2 separate regions of the Mus musculus genome follow, and region 2 is linked to region 1. A link is a loop called in an ENCODE intact Hi-C map of the cell type or tissue named here. Cell type or tissue: left cerebral cortex. All regions are shown on one strand.

Evidence for each region. Hi-C counts contacts between places; a loop is a spot of excess contacts. Peaks named below come from ENCODE experiments on the same cell type or tissue, not always from the same donor. Only the 100,000 strongest peaks of a DNase experiment are listed, where the experiment ranks them.
Region 2: it touches region 1 in a loop (7-fold over the local background); 9 of 42 quality-filtered maps call a loop at or near these places.

What each region holds. Positions count from the first base shown.
Region 1 is chr17:48,410,130-48,418,129 of GRCm38, reverse strand. Oard1 (O-acyl-ADP-ribose deacylase 1) reads right to left here. Exons shown (of 6, transcript NM_001289490.1): 1 at 7,758-8,000; 2 at 7,226-7,302; 3 at 6,722-6,866; 4 at 3,846-3,904; 5 at 2,797-2,909; 6 at 860-1,446. The coding sequence starts at 7,264. The coding sequence ends at 1,344. Among named protein-coding and RNA genes, the nearest start is that of Oard1, 4.1 kb to the right of the region's middle. In left cerebral cortex, a CTCF peak has its summit at 1,085 (motif pointing left); a DNase peak (open chromatin) is centred at 1,114; H3K4me3 peaks cover 1,256 bases; H3K27ac peaks cover 1,388 bases.
Region 2 is chr17:49,396,962-49,404,961 of GRCm38, reverse strand. No RefSeq gene overlaps it. Among named protein-coding and RNA genes, the nearest start is that of Gm41594, 23 kb to the right of the region's middle. In left cerebral cortex, a CTCF peak has its summit at 4,629 (motif pointing right); a DNase peak (open chromatin) is centred at 4,648.

The DNA.
Region 1 (8,000 bases):
GTGGAGGAACAGTCTAACATGAAAGGCTATAGATTCAATCCATGGGAGAGAAGGAACGTAAAGATTTCCCAGAGTGAAATACTATCATCTGCCCATCACCCGCTCTCATCATCTGCTTCATGTACTTGGACATTTTCTTCCTACGGCTTTAGAGACACAGGTTCTAACGACAGCTTTGGACTCCTCCCACAGTACCATGTAGAACTTGTGTGCTCCCCTTCGACCCCCCTGCCAGCAGGCTGCAATATGCAATATCTCATGTACCGAGGAATCCCATCATCAGGGCTCTCCTGGTGTCTCCACAGCCCCTTCTAACTTAGTTATTTTCACACTGGAAGAATCGCCCATTCCTGACCAATCAGCCTTCACACTGGAGTACAGACTGTGGTACGTCTGGCTGTGTTAACTTGCAGTACAAGCACTGTGGGGTAGGGAGGATTCCTACTTGCCCCAGTATCTCTAATAACAGAACACTGACTAAATCAGCGGGCTTTATCTCCCCACCATAGACATGATGCTTGTCCTTAGTTTCAGAAGAGGGACCAATAATTACTGTAGTGCTCGTGAGAGCCCAGTTAGTTGCATGTCACAATCTTCTAGGACCTGGAACCCGCTCTTGCCTCTGAGTCTTCAGTGTTCCTTTGCTGGCCTCCTGATTAAGTCCAGGCATGTCCAATCACATCAACTCCACAGCAGACAGTAAAGAGCCCCACAAGCACTCTAACCGCACCTTGTAACCAGGCGGACAGTCCTTGTCCATACCTCCTCTTACCTTCTTGTTCTCCCCAGGGAACTCTGGCTCTTCAAAATTGAGTCTCAAGTTTAGCCTGTCCCCAAGATCCAGAACACAGACGTTCATGTGTGCAAACCTCAGTGAACACAAGGGAAACGTTTATTGTTCCACTCTTGACACATTGTGATGTCATAACTAAAAACCATAATCCTTTCCTATGATGATTTTTGGTGAGATTAACACAAAGTGCACAAACATAAAATTGTTTTAAAAAAAAAAATCTCAAAAGTTTACCCTTCCCACAATTTCTCTTCAAAAGAAAATTAGAACCTATGCTGCCACCCAGTGGCCAGCCAAACAAATCCAGTAGTGGCTAAGCAAAGCAGGTCCTACACTTACCTACATGGTTTCCTGCCTAGTGACAGACCTCACCTCCTGCTTGGGTGCAGTGCCCTCCCTATCCTCTTGGAGTACAGAAACCCACATCTGGCCTAGGAGAGACTCCCTCTCACAGACTGTCCTTGCCCATTCTGAGGTCCTACAGCTGCTTAGTCCCACAGCTTCGTAGATGACACAAAAGACCACGGGCTCATCCAAGATCTTCATCTGTTCAGAGTGTGTACACAGTAATTTTGATGTCTGTTGACTCAAACACCTCTTCGAGAATCGCAGATACATTTTCCCACTGCAGCCGATCCAGACCACATCCAATCCTGAGAACAAAGGAAAACACGCCCTTTTCTTGGTCTTTGGTTAAGAGGACGCGTGAACACACACCCTCCACTGGCTATGATGGACGTGCTTAGGAGCCTGCCCCCTCCCCGCTCCCTTTGGGCTCTAACCAAAGCAGTTTCCCAGGTTCTCACCCACAGGAAGCCACGATGAAAAATCTCCAGGTCGATTCTTGTTGTGAAGTCACTCAAGACAGTTCTTGGGCGACCATCGTATCTCTTTGCTTTCCAATTATTTTTAAGTACTTTCTAATTATTTCACTCTTTGATACGAGGTCACTAGCCTAGTTACTCTTTCAATGAAAACTGACTTGAGTGGGCAGGAAAATGTCCATATGTTTAAAACATACTTAAAATAATAGAGAGTTAGGGAGCATGCACAGGAGGGAGGACCTTAGGAAGGAAGTCAAAACGGAATGCCCGGAGATGCTGCTGGCTGTGTGACAAGAATGAGGCCTTTGCAACCAGATGGTCAACTCTACCACCTGACACTTTCTAATATGACACAGCCCTCGGGACAAAGGGAAAGCTTAAACCTGCCAATTTCACACGACAGCAGGACAATCAAGTTCCTGAACAGTGACTTTTTAACTTTCTGATACATAAGCCACTAGTATATTGAAGAAACGATGACGGCCTGGAGAGAGGCCTCTGGCTGCACTTCCAGAGGACCAGGGGTTCTAATTTACAGCATCCACATGACAGCTCACAACGCCTGTTAACTCCAGTTCCAGGGATCCAACACCCTCACCCAGACATACATGCAAGCAAAACACTAATGCACATTAAAAAATAAAAAGAAGAGATGTTGTGGTCACACTGAAAGTCACTTGGGCTTTGGTCAGTACTGACTAAAAACTACTAGGGCAATAAAAAGAGAAAGGGTATGGACCAGGTCCTCAAGAAGAAGTAAAGGGTCACCTAAGACCAATGTCATTTAAGTCCTCAAAGGGACATCAAGGACATCCTGACTGCTCCCCACAAGCAGGCATGAAGCATAAAAGGTAGAGGTCACTGACAACTTTCCTAACACCAAATCCAATTTTAGGAGCTCAGCAGTAGCCCGAGCGGAAGTGCAGCTGCCCAGTCTGCAGTCTGAGATTCAATGCTAATGCTTTAGGAGTAGAGGCTATCGCTTCAGACACAATGGCAAGAATTCAGCCATCAGCACTCCCCACAGAGGAGCTGAGGCAGGTGTGTGCCTTCCATTACTTAACTGATTCATTCAGTTAAGCTAGACCACAGATATGCCACTTAGTAGGGAGCTCTGACAAGCAGGGACCTGTCTCCACCTATTCTCTAGGCTTGGCCAATCGATCCGGGTTCCCTTGCCTGGGCATGGAGAGGTCAGTGACGCCATTCTTCAAACAATGGGACTTCATGGCCTCCAAACTCTTCTGTAGGTTCTCATACGTTGGCTTGTGTGAAGCCCGTTTCTTTGTAATCTGAACACAAAAGAAAGGATTCGAATTCTCATTAGCTCCATCTCCCAATATAGCAGTCAACAAAGAAGTGATGTGACTCCTCTACATCCTGAGAATTCCAAGAATAAACATGGCTTTATAGATTCATTCACCTAACTCATCTAAAGCAGGGATGGCAACATCCTACAGCCGCAGGAAAATCCACCAGGGACTGAGAAACAGACTCTGCCGAGTAAGGAGGAGAACACGGCACAGGAAAGCCGAACCCACCGCCATGTTTAAGCAAGATCACCGGTGACGTGGCGCACTTGTGCCAAGTCCTCGGACTGCCTGAGCAGCCCCCTTCAAAGTCTGCTCATTTAGCAATCACACTCCTTTGCTTTTTGCTTCCCTGTGAAAGCAGCAGCAAGACATAGTTCTTCGAACTGAAAAGCAGTCTTGGCTTTTAAGATGCCACCTGGCAGGTTAGTGTGTCTCCCGAGTGTTTGCTGTCCAGAACCGGCTTCTCGTGGGTTGGCTCTAAAGCACCCACACCAACTGTAAGGAAGGTGCCTCTTCTGGGACCCAAGATAAAGAATCCCCCATTCCCAAGTAGGCAGGAGAGCAACAGGACACTTTGTGGCTCGCAACAAGGAAGATTAAAAGCCCTCAGGGAAATCTCTCTTGAGACAGGGTTTCCTTCCACTGTGACTAAGAAATAGAAGTGGATCACCCTAAGGTTTGTCACTCTTAGACCACAGGCCCATAGAGGACAGCATAGTGGTCTCCCCAGGGAGCTGGGGCAGCCTGGTACACCTGCCTCAGTGCTCCAAGCAGCCAGCACCTCTGGAGCTGAGCTGATGTACAGCTGGGGGCTGTCTGGCATTCTTTGGTGTCTAGGATGGTGCATCATGACCAATACAGAGAAGTTCATCTACTTGCCAATCTACACAGTATGAAGATCTGGCCCCATCTTACCAAGTAATATATATATCGCCCATCTCTCTTCAGAACAGCCACTTCTCCAGACTTCTTTTCTAAGAAAAACAGTTACTTAATAGTAAAAAGGAAAAGGAATGTCTATTTCCACTTATGATAGAACAATTTTTATAGACCTGACCATACTTACCCCAATTTCTAATGCACTGTGATCTGCCCACTTATGTCTTAAAATTGTCTTAGAATAGACTACTGTTCAAATGTTGTCAAACATGTTTATTCAACAAGTGTGTGTGTGTGTGTGTGTGTGTGTGTGCATGCATGCACGCGCATGACAGTTATGCACTGAGACTAGAGGTCAATATTGAGTGCTTTCTCAACTACTTTCCATCTAATTATTGAAAAGTACTTATTTTATTATTTTAAAAGTATGTTCATGTATGCATATGTGCACAAGTTCAGGTGCCTATGGAAGCCAGAGACATCAGATCCCTGGAACCAGAGTTACAGGCAATTACGATACCCCATGTGGATGTTAAGAATCAAATTTGGGTCTTCTTCAAAAGCTTTTAACCACTGAGCTCACTTTCCAGCATCCCCACCCCAGCTAATATTTTGTTTTCCTCTCTTCTCCTTCTGTCTTTTTGAATCCGGGTCTGTCACTGACATTGGAGCTTCCTGAACCAGCTACACTGGCTGGCCAGTGAGCCCTGAAGATCCACCTACCTCTATCTTCAGGACTGGGAGCAAACACATTTTGTACCTATGTACTGGCTAGTTTTGTGTCAACTTGACACAGCTAGAGTTATCACAGAGAAAGGAGCTTCAGTTGAGGAAATGCCTCCATGAGATCCAACTGTAAAGCATTTTTTTCAATTAGCGATCAAGGGGGAAAGGCCCCTTGTGGGTAGGACCATCTCTGGGCTGGTAGTCTTGGGTTCTATAAGAGAGCAGGTTGAGCAAGCCAGGGGAAGCAAGCCAGTGGAAGCAAGCCAGTAAGGAACATCCCTCCATGGCTTCTGCATCAGCTCCTGCTTCCTGACCTGTTTGAGTTCCAGTCCTGACTTCCTTGGTAATAAACAGCAGTATGGAATTGTAAGCTGAATAAACCCTTTCCTCCCCAACTTGCTTCTTGGTCATGATGTTTGTGCAGGAATAGAAACCCTGACTAAAACATACCTAGCTGTACAAAAATAAAACAAAATCAAACCTATGGGTTCTGAGGAAGAAAGTTCACTTTCATGCTTGTTTAGCAAGCACTTTATAGCTCCAATCAGCCTCTATCCCAGCAGTAACCTTTCCACAGTGTTGAATTAAACACTATAAGGAACACTCCCCCTCTGCACCTCACCCCCAACTTCTTTATGTAGCCTGGCTGTCCTAGAACTTGCTCTGTAGAGCAGGCTGACCTTGAACTTACAGAGATCTGCCTGCCTCTGCCTCGTGATTACTAGGATTAGAGGTGTGTGCAACCACTCGATGCTGAGGAACATGTAAGGCCCTTGGTTATTCCATTACCTATTCAGAAACAGTGCCATCATTTCTTTTCGTTATTGTTGCTGTTTGTTTGTTTCCTCAAGATAGGGTTTCTCTGTGTAGCAGTCCCGGCTGGTCTAGAACTAAAACTCACTTTGTAAACCAGGCTGGACTTGAACTAACAGAGATCCACCTACCTATCTCCTGTGTGTTGGGATTAAGGGTATGCACCACCACCATCCAACTTAATGTCATCATTTTAAATAACTGTAACCAAAAGCAGTAAGTCTAGAGTCATAACAAATGGTACATGTTCCTAGAAGTCTGGAGAAGTAGCTATTCTGAAGAGGGATGGGGCTGGAGTGTAGTCAGATTTTATTTCAGACGCCCCAGAGGTACTGTAATACATAGTTCTGATTTAAAGTCATTGGCAGAAAGCGGTGGAGGGATCTGGAAAGTGGTTTCTGACCTACGCTTCATAAGTCTAAGTACATAGCCCTGGCTAGCCTACAACTCCTGATCTCCAGATCAGGCTTGTCTTGAACTTGCTGTGATCCATCTCCCTCTATATCTCAATCGCTGAAATCAAGGCGTCTGCTACCACTTCTAGTCCAAACCACACTTTGTAGAGGCTCATGCCTGTAATGTCAGTATCCGGGAGACTGAGCCAGGAGGACGGCTTAGAGGTCAAGACAAGCTAAAGTTAACAAAGCAAGAGCCAGGCCAGCCTAGGCTACACAACGAGACTCTGCTTCAAAGAAAGAACGGAATAATATTTCGTACAGGATCTTGACCTCCAGAGCATATGGAATTTGATAAGCCCTTCAGTTAACCAAAGTGTGGGAAAGGTGAAATATTTTGGAAGAAAAGCTTTGAGGGTTTGGGGAGATGAGTTAAATCAGTGAAGTGCATGCTGGACAAACATGACAACCTGTGTGATCCCCAGCACCCACAGGAAACCTACGTGTCAGGTACACACTGGACAGCCCAAACTGGAAAAGCACATAGGAGGATGCCTGGGGCTAACAAGCTCTACGTTATTAAGACGTGTCCTCGCTAAAAAAAAAAAAGAAAAGAAAAAAAAAAAAAAGAAAAGAAAAAGAAAAGAGAAAGGTGGAGAGCCAACAAAGACAGATGTTGCCAACATCTGGACTCCTTACATGTATGTATCTGCACACTGCAAATTCATACACAAAAAGGGCGAAGAGACTGGAAACTTTGACAACAGCTCTGATTTAGTGTGGTAAAGATCTACAGCAGAGGCCAATCTTGAGGAAGTTTAAAAAAACTACAGCAGCAGCAATAACAACAACAAAACCCTTAACAGTTAAAAGCAGTCACTAGAAATCTCTTTGACTGTACATGTACACAGAGTATAGCGGAAGACCAAATCAGGCTTCAGCCAGCATGAACCAGGCTACGATGCTCTGGAAACTCACGTTGACTTAACAGTTCCTGCACCCCTCCGAATCTCTTCTTGAAGAGAACAGCTATTCCAGCACCCATTCGACAATCCTCACTGATACAATGGGCTAGAGAGTCTGTTTTGGGACATGCGAAAAGATCTCCTTTCACGTAAGTGATCTAAAACGTGCAAAGGAAAAAAAAAAAGGTTAAAAACAGAAAACTATTTCTCCTTTCAGATCTTCAACAGAGCCCCACCCCCACTGCTTCAACCCTGCTTCTCTGACACTCTGAATTAAAGACAACTCTTCCCAACTTAGGAGTTAACCACGATATTTTAAAGTATCTGTAAAAGGAAAGTGATGGATGGTTATTATCTGCCTAGGGTTGTATTAGCCTTTTCTAAGTAAATCAGCTAGAGAGAAACAAACAGGGAGGGGCGAGAATCCAATTATTGGTTTAATTAAAAAGTGTTTATGCTTTTGACCTCAATTATTCTGATTTTCACTTCACCGATAAATTTAATAGCTGTTACGCACTCGACTTCCTTCTGGATCTTCATTAAGGCGGGTGGCCATGCTACTGAGTCGCTATTTCCAGAATTTAAGAGTTCCTTCTGCTAATGAAAAGGAAAAGCAAGTAAAAAAATACCGCTCAGGCAGCCCGAACATAGCGTGTTCAGATCACCCTGACAACCCATTTAGTCTTCCCCACCTCCTTAAGGTATTCTTTCTGGATGTGAGCTCACTCAGCCTCTAAGAGGCAACACAAAACAGCTTTCCAGGAGCCGAAGCAAAGGCGGTCCTAAGACACACCTCCTTACTTCTAGCAGGGAAGGTTTAGGACAGTCCAGAATTTTCCCAGAGAATATAGCTTAGAACGGGAAAGACCTGGCCACAGTTACACTGAGCGGCAGGGTGAGCCGAGAACTGCTTCTCAGGGGAAGATCACCACCAGTCTTGGAGGTACAGGAAGGAAGGTCTGATAAGACTTCCCCGTCTCTCCTCCTACCCTAAGGAGGGCAACCCTGGGATCCCGCAGAAAAGTGGGTACTGGGGGGTCATCCTTCACCTGCAAAGGAATCGGCCGTCAGCAGGCCCTCCTCCAAGCAGGGAAGGGTTCGGGATGAAACCCTCGTAGGTAGGAAAGCAACAGAAGAGTCCCGACACGCAACAAATCCCGCCAAAGCCTTTTGATTGTACGCACACTCAAGATGGCCGCCCCCATCCCTTAACGGGGCGGAAGTGAGCCTCTCTAGCTGGGTAGCGGCGCCCGCTCTCGGTAGTAAGGGCTTCAGAATTTCCGGCGGGAAAT
Region 2 (8,000 bases), 990 kb before region 1:
CACCTGGCTTCTCTACCTTGCCTCCGTCCTTCACAGGGAATCAGATGGTCACTACTCCCACCCCTGGAAGCATGCCCAGCCTCTCTGTGTTCCAGTGTCTTGCATTTGCACCAGTAAGTTTCTTCTACATACAATTCCGCTTAGAACAGTTCACCCAAGCTTTAGACTCACACAGTATCGTGATGTTTGTTTTCCCCCATGAGCTGGTATTTTGCACCTAGACTTCTACCTCCACGCCTTGCTCAGATTTCTGAGGGCTCACTCCCCTGCCATTTAGCTTTGGGGATTGCTGACGAGGTCTTCTGTCCTTTTGATTTTTTGGTCCTCTGTGGGAAAAGAACACATTTTTCATCTCTGAAAGCTTTTGAAATCTTTCCTTTATCCTACAGATACTGAAATGTCACCGGCATGTATCCAAGTGTGTGTGACACTTTAGAAATTCTCTCTGCTTAATATTTTATGGATTCTTTAAGCTTAAAGGCTGGGATTCTTTGCTATTATGGCTTGATGATTTTCTTCCCTCTTGAACCACCCTGTCTGTCCATTCTGTTCCTCTGAGACTTAAAATAGAAAGAAAGAAAGAAAGAAAGAAAGAAAGAAAGAAAGAAAAGGAAAGGAAAGGAAAGGAAAGGAAAGGAAAGGAAAGGAAAGGAAAGGAAAGGAAAAGAAAAGAAAAGAAAAGAAAAGAAAAGAAAAGAAAAGAAAAGAAAAGAAAAAGAAAAAGAAAAAGAAAAACCATCTGGCCCTATTTTGAACTCCTGAGAACTATATGTTTGAAAGAGGGTTTAGTGACTTCATTGTGGTCCTGATGGTTGGAACAGGAGACATTCAGAGCAGCCTGGAAAAACTGGGCAAGATTCCTGTGGTGAAGAGGAAACGCTGGAGAGGAAGGATTCCACACCAGGTGTGTGTGGCTCTGCAGGCTTGCAAGGTGAGCTGTGTGCTTAGATAGCCTGCTGTGTTACAGAGAGTTTGGTTTGGTGCAAATTGCCTCTATTTTCTAAATGTACATGCTCAAAATATGTAATTACCCACTAAAGGGAATGCCTGTGTGTGAAAGCCAGATGGGCACTTCTTCTAGAACCTGGCTAGCCTGAAGTGTAAGAAGGACAAGTTGCCTGTTAGGGCACAGAGCATGAAGAACCAGCCAAAGGAGGGCCCCTTACACAGAGGACAGATGGACATATGTCTCTTATCGATCTTTCTCATTGCAGTGACCAGACACTTGAGAAGCAGCAACTTAAGGTTGAAAGAGCTTGTTTTGAGAACAGATGCAGTTGGGGCTGGAGAGATGGGGTTAATGGTTCAAGAGCACTGGATGCTCTTCCAGAGGACCAGAGTTGGATTCCTGGCACCCACATGGTGCCTCACAACCACCTATAACTCCAGTTTCAGGGGATTCTGGCTTCCAAGGACAATGTAGACATGTGGTACACATCCATACACACAGACAAAACGTACATAAACATCTAATAAAAATAAAACATAAGTAGAAGGAGGGGGAGAAGGGATGCCGTCCTTCATGAGAAACACACGGCAGCAGGGGAGTGAGGCAGCTAGTCACCATGTTTCAAGGGCCTAGGGAGCAGAGAGAGGACAGGAAGGGGTGGGCCTAAAAGCCACAGAGAGCAGACAGGAAGAGGTGGGCCTAAAAGCCACAGAGAGCAGACAGGCAGAGGTGGCCCTAAAGCCTTAAAGAGCAGACAGGAAGGTGTGGATCCAAAAGCCCCAAAGCCGTGAGAAATGGCTCAGTGGCCAGCTGAAGACACGGCGAATGATTTATCTATTCAGGATTCTTATTCTGGCATCAGGGAGGCCCAGGCCCAGAGAAATAAGCTGGATATTCTAAGAGAAAGGAATTATATATAAACTAAGTTAGTGTGATTTAACAGTGGCCCAATGTCCTCAGACTCGCATCACCCCCAATTACATCAATAGGAGGCCTCCTTTCCAATTGTTGCTGTTTCTTTTCAAGGTGCAGATAGCTCTCTTTCATTGCTTATAGGTTGTCTAAATTAACACCCTATGTATCTATCCATAAATGAGACCATGATAAGATGTAGGTTTCTCAAGTAATGGACATTCTATGATAGTCTGCAAATATAGGACCAGAGAGATGGTTCAATAGTGAGGGGTGCTTGTAGTTTATGTAGGGCAAATGGAGTTTAATTCTCAGCGCCCATATCAAACAGTTCACCACTGTGAGCCACTCCAACTCTGCAATCTTACACCCTCTTCTGGCCTCCACAGGTTCTTATATACACGTGGCTGTGCACACAGACCCATACTTGTACATTGAAAAATATTGTTATTTTTTGTAAAGGAGCTTTCTATATAGAACTGATCTCCATCTGACACAAAGACGGCAATACAGACTGCTGCATGTAGCCACACCTTCACCTTCTTTCAGGTGAAAGCTAAAGTTTTGCACATGTAGACGCTCCCCAAATACTCCATCTTCACAACTTTTCCCAGGAGAGGGTGGAGAAGAAAGGTCCAAATCCCCAGAAAATCAGGATGGAGTCTTCAATCAGCAGGAAAGAATCATCATAATCTTTGGGATTTATTTTTACAATAGCAGCTGTTAAAACGCTGGTTCAACAATGTACATAAAACAAGGACCTGTCCCTACTTGGCTTCACTCATTATCCTGGAAGGGAAGCCATCAAATCATTCAATTTAAACAACTTCAGTTTTGCGTTGCATGAAAGTAAGCAGGGAGTCATAGTAAGAGACCATCCAATGGGGCCGGAAAGATCAGCAGTTAAAATTGTTCCCTGCTTTTGCAGAGGACTCCAGTTTGGTTCCCACCATCCGTGTCAGATGACTCAACTGCATGCAACTCTAGTTCCAAGGGACCTGATGCATTTTTTGACTTCCACAGGCTCCTGTACTTACATGAGCATGCCTGCACATAGGAGAGAAAAAGAGAGAGAGAGAGAGAGAGAGAGAGAGAGAGAGAGAGAGATCGATCGCTAAATGAGTGAACTGTGGACACTTTCCATTTGTTTTAATAGAGAGTTGACGATACTCTTCTTGCTATCTTCTGCTCATTCCCTGCTTCCACCCTCCCTCCCACATTGGGCTCTAGGGTGAACATAACACACTATAAGTAGATGGCAGTTCAAGTGTCTCCTTAAATAAGCCTGTCTGGGATAGTGCCTGGAACCTATATCGGAGGCTTCACCACTGTCTTCCCTTTCCACTCTGGACAAGAAACAGGCCAGTAAGGTGGGCTCTATAGTTTTCCTACCTGGTTTATGGCCTGGCCAAACTTAACACTGGAGTATTGAGGGAGAAAAGAATTACATCTGGCTTTGTTAGATGGTGCCCAGCCACCCTATGAGAGACATTGTTCTTCTGACCCAGGGTTAAAGAAAGGTCTTGCGTGCGCCTGACTCGCCAGCAAGAACAACGCTGCAACAGGATCCTTATGCACACGTTTATTGGGAGAGCTTGCTTGCAGAGGCGAAGAGACCCCAAACCCAGAACTGGTGCTGCTTATATAGGCCTAGAAGAGGCGTGTCTCACACCCAGATTGGTTATGCATGGGTTATGCTTACCACCTCATTTGCATGTCTCACATCTGATTGGTTAACATGTCTCTCATCTGATTGGTTAACTTCTCTCTCATCTGATTGGTTAACTTGTCTCTCATCTGATTGGTTAATTCTCAAAACCTCATCTTGGCAAAAAAAAACTTTACTGCCTATGTATGCGTGGTGGCCAGTGGTGGCCAGTGGTGGCCAGTGCCACCCTGCAATGGCACATGTGGCTTCCCACAGAAAGGGGTGAACAGCAATTCACTCCTGAACAAGTTCAGAGATGAATGAGTAGAATTGGGAGTGGGGTGAGCTTCTCCATGAGCTAGCTTTCTAGCCCTTGAGTGCAGAGCAGAAACGGTCCTCCCATGTCCCCATAGGATACAGAGTATGCAAGCATTGAACCATAGCTTCAACATTTGAGATATGCTAACTGCCAGTGGTAAGGCATCTTGGGTGCCCTCCGAATAGCAACCTTTGAATATCTGACACCCCGACAATGACACAAGCAGTCCAGACATTGAAGGACATGTAGTGATGGTGGTTCTCTCAGGCATGGATAACAGCCCTGTATTTCACAGGGATTTTGCTGGCTCATCAAACAAGGGGAGGGGAGGGGAGGCCCTGTGATCTTCCTGAAGAACTACAAAGGGCATATAATCTCAAATAAGTTACAAACATGGTTTACAAAATCAACAGCAGATACCTAGTCTGGGCTGAAGTTGTAAGCTAGCATGAGTGACAGTTCCCAGAATCATCAGGTAAGAACACGAGGTTTCTGAAGGGCATTAAAAATAAACAGTAGGACATCCAAAAAAAATGGCACTTTGCGGGACAATATGTGTGTCTTACCTTTATCTCAAGTGGATGAATGGAGGCCAGGAGTCACAGGTGGTATCTGATTTGTTTGATGAAGAATAAGGAGCCCCATTTCTATATAGATAACAGTATTCACATACACAACAGCACAAAGATCTGGCACAAAGAGCCTGGGTATAAAAGAGCCTCACTGCATTAGGCAGAGAGGATAGGATATCCTGGAGCCTCCTGATTGATCAGGTATAGAAGCTAGGGGTGACTTCCAAATATGCCCGCTAGGTGGCAGTGTTGATTAGTCCACAAGTCAGGGAAGCCTTCCAGGAATTCTCTTTGAGCTGAGTATTAAGACTCTCCAGTGAGAGCCCTGGGTTGAGGTTTGCCAATGGCAAGCCTTGCTCCCTTCATCTCTGCTTCACCCCTTTAAAAAGACAATAGGGGCAGCGCAGAATCTGTTTCCAGAACCTTTGAAGTCATTCATAGTACCTAATCTCTTCATTCTACCACACAAAACCAAGAGATACCAGCCTAAGGCAGATGAATTGTTCTGAATGTTAATTGATAAGGAGGCTGGGGGTCTAGAATAGTAGTCAATTTGGCTCCCCACAGCACAGGAGATGGGGTTCAAACACATAAGGGTAGCTCATGCTGCAAAATTACCCAACTACCCCCTTGGCAAATTAAGCTCCTTAAATTCTGCCATGGAATGTTTTTTACCCTGAGCTAGGCATGGCGTCGTCTGCTCGTGACCCATTTAGGGAGATTTGATTACTATTGACTTTCTGCCATTCCTTTACCTAATCCAAATAGTCAGGGATTTAGGTCGAAGGTGGTATGATGGCCAGGAACCCAGAACTGCACACACATTCTTCCTAATCCCCTACCAAAGCAGTCAGGGCTCTTGCTTGTGACAGAAATCCAATTAAGTATATCCTTAGACAGGAAAGAAGTGTTACTGGCACAGGATGGTTGCTGGTGCAGCTGGGGGCTTTGGATAAGCGGCGATCACAGGTTATTTCTGGAACATTCTTGCAGACATTCTCTATTGCTTTGAGTGTAGAGCCCTCTGTCTCCATTGGGAGATTGTGTTTCTCTCTCTCTCTCTCTCTCTCTCTCTCTCTCTCTCTCTCTCTCTCTCTCTCTCTCTCTCTCTCTCTCTGATGTTGACCTTGGAAACGTCTGAAATGGATAGAATAAGACACTTTAGGCTAAGTTCACCATCACCAAACACTGACTCTCTATTTTATTTCTCAATTAAAGTCACCTTTGCTGGCGTAAAAGCACCTGGTTCTCTAGAATACTAGAACACAGCCACTGGCCACCGAAGGAATGACACACAAGGAAAATACGAGAATCTCTCCTCCAGAAACCTGTTCCAATGATATACTTAAGTTTCACTGTCTTCTCTTTCTCCGTTGATAGTGAGAAACACAGACATCTCCCTTCTCTTGGGAGATATTAATTCCCAGTGAAACTGAAAGCCAGGGGTAACGAAGGTAAGAATTCTGAAATTTTGGTTCCTTTTAAAAACACAGAAGTATTCTGAGAAAGTGTTCTTGTTTTGATCCCAGGTGTGGGGATATGGGACTGCTTCAGATTGTCCATAGCAGTTGACCATGATTTGTTGCGTGTAGCTTTTGCTACCACGCCTAAGCTCTGGGAATGGGCCACACTCCCAGCCTCTACCCAGATTCCTTTGAATTCACAGATAAAAACCATAGAGACATACATTGTTCAATTTCAACCTTTTTGGCCCAGTTGCTGGGTGGTGCTTATTCCCTGCCTGGAGAAGCATGCCCTTATCAATACTCTTAGCTGAGCACCTCTTCACCTGAGCTCAACTTTAATTGCTCAGTTATATCTAGTCCCAGCTAAACACTCCCAACTGCCTGCCTGTAGGAGTGGCCTGTGGCCACTTTGTCTGAGGTCTCTCGTGACTGGTCACCTTTTCTCCCTCAGAAGCATGGCAAATTCTCTCTTTCACTCTTCTCTCCTTGTGTCTGTCTGCTTGCCTCCAGGAACCTGGAAGTCCTGCCTATTCCTTCTGCCCAGCAATTGGCCCATGGCTTCTTTACTGACAGATCAAGAACCAGTTGGGGAACAGGACCTTAACATCAGAACTATCCCTACAATGATTTGCCTCTTGCTCTGAGTGGGCTGTGATTTTGCCAGCTGCAGATAGTTTCTGGGATTATGTGATGTTTGGAATTCTGGAGACTTTTCAGAGGGTACATCAATGGGCCCCAAGAGATGGATGGGTTGTTTTTGGTTGTGGTTTGCTAAGTAGTATGGGCAAATAAGAAACAACAAGAAGAAATTAGATATCCTGAGAGCAAAGATCAGACTTCACTCAAGGGACTTGATACCCTTAATCAGCAGGAAGTAGTCTAAGCATAGCACTGCCACCTTTCTGACCCCTGACTTTAGTCAGAAATCTCTTTTCTTTCCTCTCTATCCATTTTTCTTCTCTATTATCCCGGTTGGCTTGCTTTTCATTGGCTTAGCCAATAAGAGCTGGAGGCAGTGGAAGACACTAAGGCAGATGAAGCGGTGAGCAGGGAAATTAAGGTCCACAGAAAGAAGAAAAGAAATCTGGGCTTCTGTTTCATTGGAATATGAGTGACGGCCATTAACACAGCTGTTAATTGTATGTTGCAGGCGCACCGAAGACTATATTTCTGAGTCCTTTGTAGTTGGTCAGGATCATAGAACCAGCTCAGCCAATGTGTTGTAAGTGGAGATGGCTAGAAAGGATGAGCTTCTAGTTTAGAGCTGAGCACTTAATTCTGGTATAGACTTTTTCCAGAATGTTCTTTCTAGGGTTATCACCTGCCCAGTTCAACGTAGCAACTGTCCCCCCAGAGTGAGTGTAATGAGATTGTGCTCGTCAGCTCGATATGGACCTGAACCATGAGCACGAAATAAACCACTGGGCAGCCAAGACTCGGACGTGAGGTTGACATTGGTGTAACCTAAAACATCTTTAATATGATAGAAGCCCAGTGAAATCACTGAATCGTCCACGTGCTTCTCCCTAAGCCTTCCAGAAGCTCCAGGAGGACTACAGTCCCTGCCTGCGGTGCTGCACAATAGCGCTTTAGTCTTCATGGATAGACACACTTGCACAAATACATACAGTTCTGAACATTCATGATGTTCTAGAGTCTGGTGGCTGCTGGACTGCATGCAGTCTTTGGGCTTCCCAGGTCCTAAATGATTTCACTGTCCAGCATCAGCACCTCAGCTTGATTTCTTTCTCATAGAACTATGGATTCTGCTGGGGAAGCAAAAGACTCCAGGGTGGCTGCTGAGAAAGATGATGATGATGGTGATGGTGATGGTGATGGTGATGGTGATGGTGATGGTGATGGTGATGGTGATGATGACGATGATTTTGATGAAGGAGTTGTGTCAGCCAAAAGCCATTCCAACTACCAGAGATCAAAAACTGAAGTTTTGAGTTGCACCTTTCACATTGACCTGGACGAGAGGCCTGCCCTCTCCATGAAAAATGGGGTTAGCTTACTAGAACTCATTAAAGGTGCACCCTCTTTCACAATCTAACCTTCAAGAGTGAGTGTTCCCTGACTTTAGGAAAGACGATGCTATGCAAGCTGAGGAAAGGTCCAAAGTCATTTCATT